Regions from separate parts of the Homo sapiens genome. Here region 2 is linked to region 1. A link is an interaction called in ENCODE POLR2A ChIA-PET data of the cell type or tissue named here. Cell type or tissue: Panc1. All regions are shown on one strand. Links, peaks and the distances in the headings refer to the core of each region. The heading gives the core; the rest is flanking DNA.

Region 1 (2,920 bases), core at 118-2,617:
TTCTAAGACATGTTGGCAGTATTTGGGGGCCTCAAATAGCACATTCTATTTCATAGGTACAATTAACATTCACTCTGGCAGATATTACGAATTGGCACATACAATATGCATGTCAACATGCTTCTAGCAGAGGTTTCAAAGATGAAAGCTATATTTTTTACCCTCCCTTGAAGCTAGGGTTCTGGGTTGATGGAGGTTTTATCAATCAAATGCAATCATGTGGGACGGGGTTTGGAATGGATTTAAGTGGGGTAAGAAAGAGCAAGAGGCACCATTTTGCTGGTGTGGATCAGGCTGGTTCTGTTTGAGACTGCAGCACTGTGAACTCTGGAGTCAAGACCCTGAGCAAGACTCCTGATTTAACAGACGGCTTCTTGATCATGGCAGGAGCCACAGCACAATTCTGTGGGGGCTTTGAGAGTTATCTATGGAAGCTCAGCCTAGGGGCTCTTTCTTCTGCTCCCTGTCCCCAGTGATTCTGCAAGCCGTATTAAATCTTGCAAGGCATCCCTTTCTGCTTCTGCTAGCTAGAGTTGATGCTGTCCTCTCAGTGATAACCAAGATTCCCATGAAAACATTAGCCATCAGACAGAATTTAAAATTTCTTTCTTTACCCATATCACAGTTACAGTACATGTAGCTGGCGTCATTTAATGATCTGGTGACACAACAGTTTAATCTCCATCTAAATTTAGAAAATACATTATCAGAGGTTGCTAAGTTAATATAGAGATGGGGATTGCTTCTCGGCTTGGGGTTTTATGAGTAACTAGTTTACTGAGAGATCAACTGAAAAGACCCTTCTCTGATCACAGCTCCCATGTACCTGAAGAAACAAAATACCTTGCATTTATGCAATGCTTTTATACTTTTAAAAGTGCTTTCATATGCATTGCTTCAATTATAGTTCACAACAATGGAAAAGCTGAAAGGAAAAGAATTATCACATCCACATTAAAAATGAAAGAACTAAACTTCAAAGAAGCTAAATAGTTTGCTCAAAGTGTGGTAGATAAAAGGTAGAGGTGGGACTAGGACGTAAGGCAACTGTCTGCTAGTCCAGTGCTATTTTTTGAGTACTTCTGTGAAGCATGTGTATGCTTAATTAAACTTTCCCTGTATATACTGTCACAGGGGCCATAACTTGCTGCCCAATAACCACTTCCTTTTCTTCTTTAGAAATAGAACCCCAGTTTTTTGTTTTTTCAGAGGCAACAGTTTACACATAATTATTTGATTACATTCCCATTCTCCCTTAAACTAGGTAGCACCTTGTGACTAAGTTCTGCTCAAGGAAATACAAGCAGAAGTATCAAATGGGACCTACTAAGAAGGCTGCTAAAAAGAGGCCAACTCAGCTGCAAAAAGAATGCTTTTATCCTTCTGGGGTTTCTCCTTCCTGCTGCTTGGAATGCAGATGTGATGGCAAGAGCTCAATCAGCCATACTGACTCATGAGGCAACTTAAAGACAAATGTCACCAGTTAAGGATGGATAGCAGAAAGAAGGAAACTGGGTCGGTGACTTTACAGAGATATCATAATACTCTTGGACGTCTTACATCAGGCTTTTTATTTTTGCATAAGAGAAAATAAATATACATCTTGTTAAGCTACTGTGATTTAGAGTTTCCAATTACATGCAGCAGATCTTAATCCTAACTGATACACATAATTTTCCTAAATTATTTCTATTTTAAGGTTATGCATTTTAAAATAAATGCTTTCACCAATGAGTAATCAGAGAATGCAGTGATTAGCTCAAGATAATAGCAGTCCCAAGACACAGTCAACCTCTGGATATACTATTAGATCCACATTAAATTTTGAAGAGTAGAAGCTAGATTCTTCTGTATACATATTTCAGAATAAAGACTAAAGTTGTGTCAGTGTTTTACATATTAAATATTACTAAGTATCCCCCTAAAACTGAGTACAGAGTGAGCAACATAGTAATGAGCAACATAGTAACCTTGTGCAGAAATCATATGAGTAGTTACGTGGCATGGTCCATGGAAACACTCCAGTCTACCTGGGCTCATGCCTGATATACTATGGATAGAAGCACCATTGGCCATTGGCCCCTGGGACCTGCTCACACTTCTGGCTATGGGTTGGCTAGTTTTCTTTACATTCCAAGATTTCTGATTCAGGAATCTGTTTTCAATTTCTCTAAAAATTCCCCATAAACATTAAGCTCTGTTAGATTGAGGAATAGTCATCCTTGCTGAAAGCTGGAAGGGCAGATGAGGCTCTCTCTTTCTTTCATAGGATTCCCTGGATCAGAGTTTGACTTGGAGACTGCATTTGACCAGAGTTCCCTTGCTCCACACACCTTTATGCCAACTTTTTAGGGGTTCTTTTTTTTTGGAGACAGAGTCTCACTCTGTTGCCCAGGCTGAAGTGCAGTGGCATGAACTCAGCTTACTGCAACCTCCACCTCCCCGGTTCAAGCAATTCTCCTGCCTCAGCCTCCCGAGTAGCTGGGATTACAGGCACATGCCGCCACACCTGGCTAAATTTTTGTATTTTAGTAGAGACGGGGTTTCACTGTGTTGCCCAGGCTGGTCTTGAACTCCTGAGCTCAGGCAATACACCCGCCTCAGCCTCCCAAAGTGCTAGGATTACAGGCGTGAGCCACCACACCTGGCCTCTTTAGGGGTTCTTAACCTATTTTGTTCCATGTACCGCTTTGGCTGTCTGGTGGACCCCTTTCTGAAAATGTTTTTAAATCTATAAGACAGAAGATAGCAAACCGATTATATTGAAATACAGTTATCAAAATATTTGAATTTAATTTTGTTAATATGTCTCTTTATTAAGATACCACATTTCAAGATGTCACAGTACATCTAATAATTACCACAATCTTAGAGAGGAGGATAAATAATATTTTGAGATATCAGTAACCACTCTAATGTA
Region 2 (2,920 bases), core at 159-2,658, 54 kb after region 1:
ATCGTGCCGCTGCACTCCAGTCTGGCGATAGAGCGAGACTCTGTCTCAAAAAAAAAAAAAAAGTTTCAGGTGTATTCAGGAGTGGTCATATTAAGCTTGTCACCTGATCCTGGTTATGAGGTTAACAGCAAAATGAAATAAAATATTTTTCTGAGCCATTTGTTTCTCCTCTCATGGAAGACACTAATTCTGTTTATTTCTATATTCGGCCTTGTGTTGAAACAGACTGTAAAATCATGTTTTAAAAAAGCTTCACCCATCCTTGTGGAGGGTGGTGGTTTGCAAAAGCACCACCCCACTTAAGCATTTATATTGAGAAGATATTTATGGCATTCTTCCATTCATGAAAATGGGTATGCTTTGTTCTGGAGTTCTTACCTTGATTTATCTACTAACACTAAAGTTCCTCACTTCCAATTTCTTATACCTCTAACCCAACAGCTTATAAACTGCATGTAGTATAGTATTTGCTTGAAATATGTGAAAGTAGTTATTTTCCCTAACTAATAGGGATATTTCTGTGGTGGTTGTAGTTACTTTGCAACCTGTTCAGCAAATATTATAGGGCGTTTTTGATGGTATCTTTAAATTTTGGACATAGAGAACCATCTTGGATAACCTCTTTCCCCCCAGTCTCAGTCATCCCTTTGGAGGTAGTGTCTCATTTTTAATCTGTGACTTGTGGAAGTTAAGGCATTTGAGTAGCTTATTTAAAGTATTAATAATCTGATTTCTGGAGATCTGAGGAATAGCAGACACCCTTTTCTGTATTAAATTGGGGAAATTTATTTTATAGGCAAAAAGATGAATAAAATGGTCCTAGTAGACAGCCCCTAATATTTCTGGTCTCGGGTAAAGGTCTTAAGGAAGAGGGAAGGTAGTATCAGAATTTTCCAGGGTGTTTTTTTTTTGTTGTTTGTTTGTTTGTTTGTTTTGGGTGGACAGGAAGTAGAATTTATTGGTGAGTATTAAGAGGGGGCAGCACAGTGGAAGCCCTCATGAGTGCAGGGCCCGCCACTTGTCCACAGGGCCACGATTGGAAATGTACTTGACCCGACAGCCATCTGGGATGAGCCGCTTCTCAGTCACCATGTCTTCAAACTCATTGGCATTGAACTTGGTGAAGCCCCACTTCTTTGAGATGTGGATCTTCTGGCGGCCAGAAAACTTGAACTTGGCCCTGCGCAGGGCCTCAATCACATGCTCCTTGTTCTGCAGCTTGGTGTGAATGGAGATGATAACTTGGCCAGTGTGAACCCTGGCCACAGTGCCCTGGGGCTTCCCAAAGGCACCTCGCATGCCTGTTTGGAACCTACACTGGGGTAGTGCAAGGTCAGAAACATGAACATCCATCTGAAAGGACTGTCTCCAGGGTCCCTTAGAGCAACCCATACAATACAACACACAGGCTGCATACACTACCAAGGAAGCTGCTGTTTGCAGCCATTGCACACTGGGCCCCCCCATGAGGAAAGGAACTCAGTTGGCTTAATAGGCTGCAGCAGGGTGTTTTTTAAAACACACAAATATACCCAATCCCTACTAGAATGAGAGATTTTACTAATAATAGTGTTAGGAGTATAAATGGTTTGGTAGCCAACCACTACTTTAAAATTGATTAGGTCTCCCGGGCTTCTGGGCCTTCACATTTAAATTTGACCTGACCTTGAAACTTCACCTCTCGTTATTCCCAGCGTGACTTTTGTTTTACCCACTTTTCGAAATACCCCATGTGTAGCTCCTTACTTCACGTCATGCTGGAATGTGACCCATACCAGCCAAACTACATCTAACAGAAACATAATACCTAACTAAAAGCGTCTTTTATCATATAGATAGATGTACAGGGTATGTTAATTTATCTTTAGAGAGACTCCCCAGTATACTGAAAAAACAGACCTAAGTTTTGGTAGATAGCCTTGCTTTATAGAAAATGAAAATGGGCCAGACAGTGGTGACTCATTCCTGAAATCCCAACACTTTGGGAGGCCAAGGCAGGAGGATCACTTTTGAGGCCAGGAGTTTGAGACCAGCCTGGGCAACATAGCAAGACCCTGTATCTGCAAAAAATTTAAAAAAAAAAATTTAATCAGGCATGCAGCACACGCCTATAGTCCAGTTACTCAGGATGTTGAGGTGGGTAGATCGCTTGAGCCCAGGAGTTGAGGCTGTAGTGAGCTATGATTGCACCTCTGCACTCTAGCCTGGGTAACAGAATGAGACCCTGTCTCTTAAAAAGAAGGAAATGAAGATGCCAGATACTAGCTTTTCCAGCCTCCCTTGCAGCTAGGGCACAAGTACTTGACCTAGGCCCCACAAAATTACATGTACTTTAACTTGAGATGGAAGAGATGATAAATTTCTGATAGATTTCTCTTCTCCTCTTGGTTGATGTACACCACAAATCAGTTTTCTGCTGCAGAAACAACTGATACAAACTGAAGCATCTACTGTTAGTGATGTGACAGCAGTTTCCTCACCTGGCCAGTTTTGTAATACGGTTTCGGGTGTTTGTGGCTATGTTAGCTTCCAACTTCATTCTCTAGTTTTCCACAGTAATTTTGTAAGTTGCTTGGTATTTTTTAATGACTTATTTTTATATGTAAATGTGATTTGTATAACTTCCAACAGGAAACCTTGTCCAATGCGTGATTTTAGAAAATTTAGCAAAAACTTTTCAAAGGGATATTTATGTGAAGAAAATGAGTGGTATCCTTGTGAGAGAAAAGTACAAGAATGAGACTGGGGCAAACTGCTTTTCCAGAAATAAAGAGGCCCTGATGGTGTCACTTTTGGTAGATCCAAGCTTTTCATGAATATTGAAGCTCTGGATGCCTTGTTCAGTAGTTTCATAAGCAAAAATCCAAAAGTGTAGAAAGAGTTTTAATTGAAATTAAATAAAATCAAAATTTTAGTTTTA

The links. ChIA-PET counts read pairs that join two places held together with the same protein. Peaks named below come from ENCODE experiments on the same cell type or tissue, not always from the same donor. Only the 100,000 strongest peaks of a DNase experiment are listed, where the experiment ranks them.
Region 2: POLR2A ChIA-PET joins it to region 1 with 5 read pairs; 22 of 35 experiments call an interaction of 5 or more read pairs at or near these places.

What each region holds. Positions count from the first base shown.
Region 1 is chr12:68,571,446-68,574,365 of GRCh38, forward strand. No RefSeq gene overlaps it. Among named protein-coding and RNA genes, the nearest start is that of RAP1B, 38 kb to the right of the region's middle. In Panc1, for the core only: no CTCF peak of the experiment used is centred there; no DNase peak of the experiment used is centred there; H3K27ac peaks cover 2,436 bases.
Region 2 is chr12:68,625,874-68,628,793 of GRCh38, forward strand. All of the region lies in intron 1 of RAP1B (RAP1B, member of RAS oncogene family), which reads left to right. SNORA70G (small nucleolar RNA, H/ACA box 70G) reads right to left here and starts at 1,502; the gene lies at 1,361-1,502. It also overlaps the pseudogene RPL10P12. In Panc1, for the core only: no CTCF peak of the experiment used is centred there; no DNase peak of the experiment used is centred there.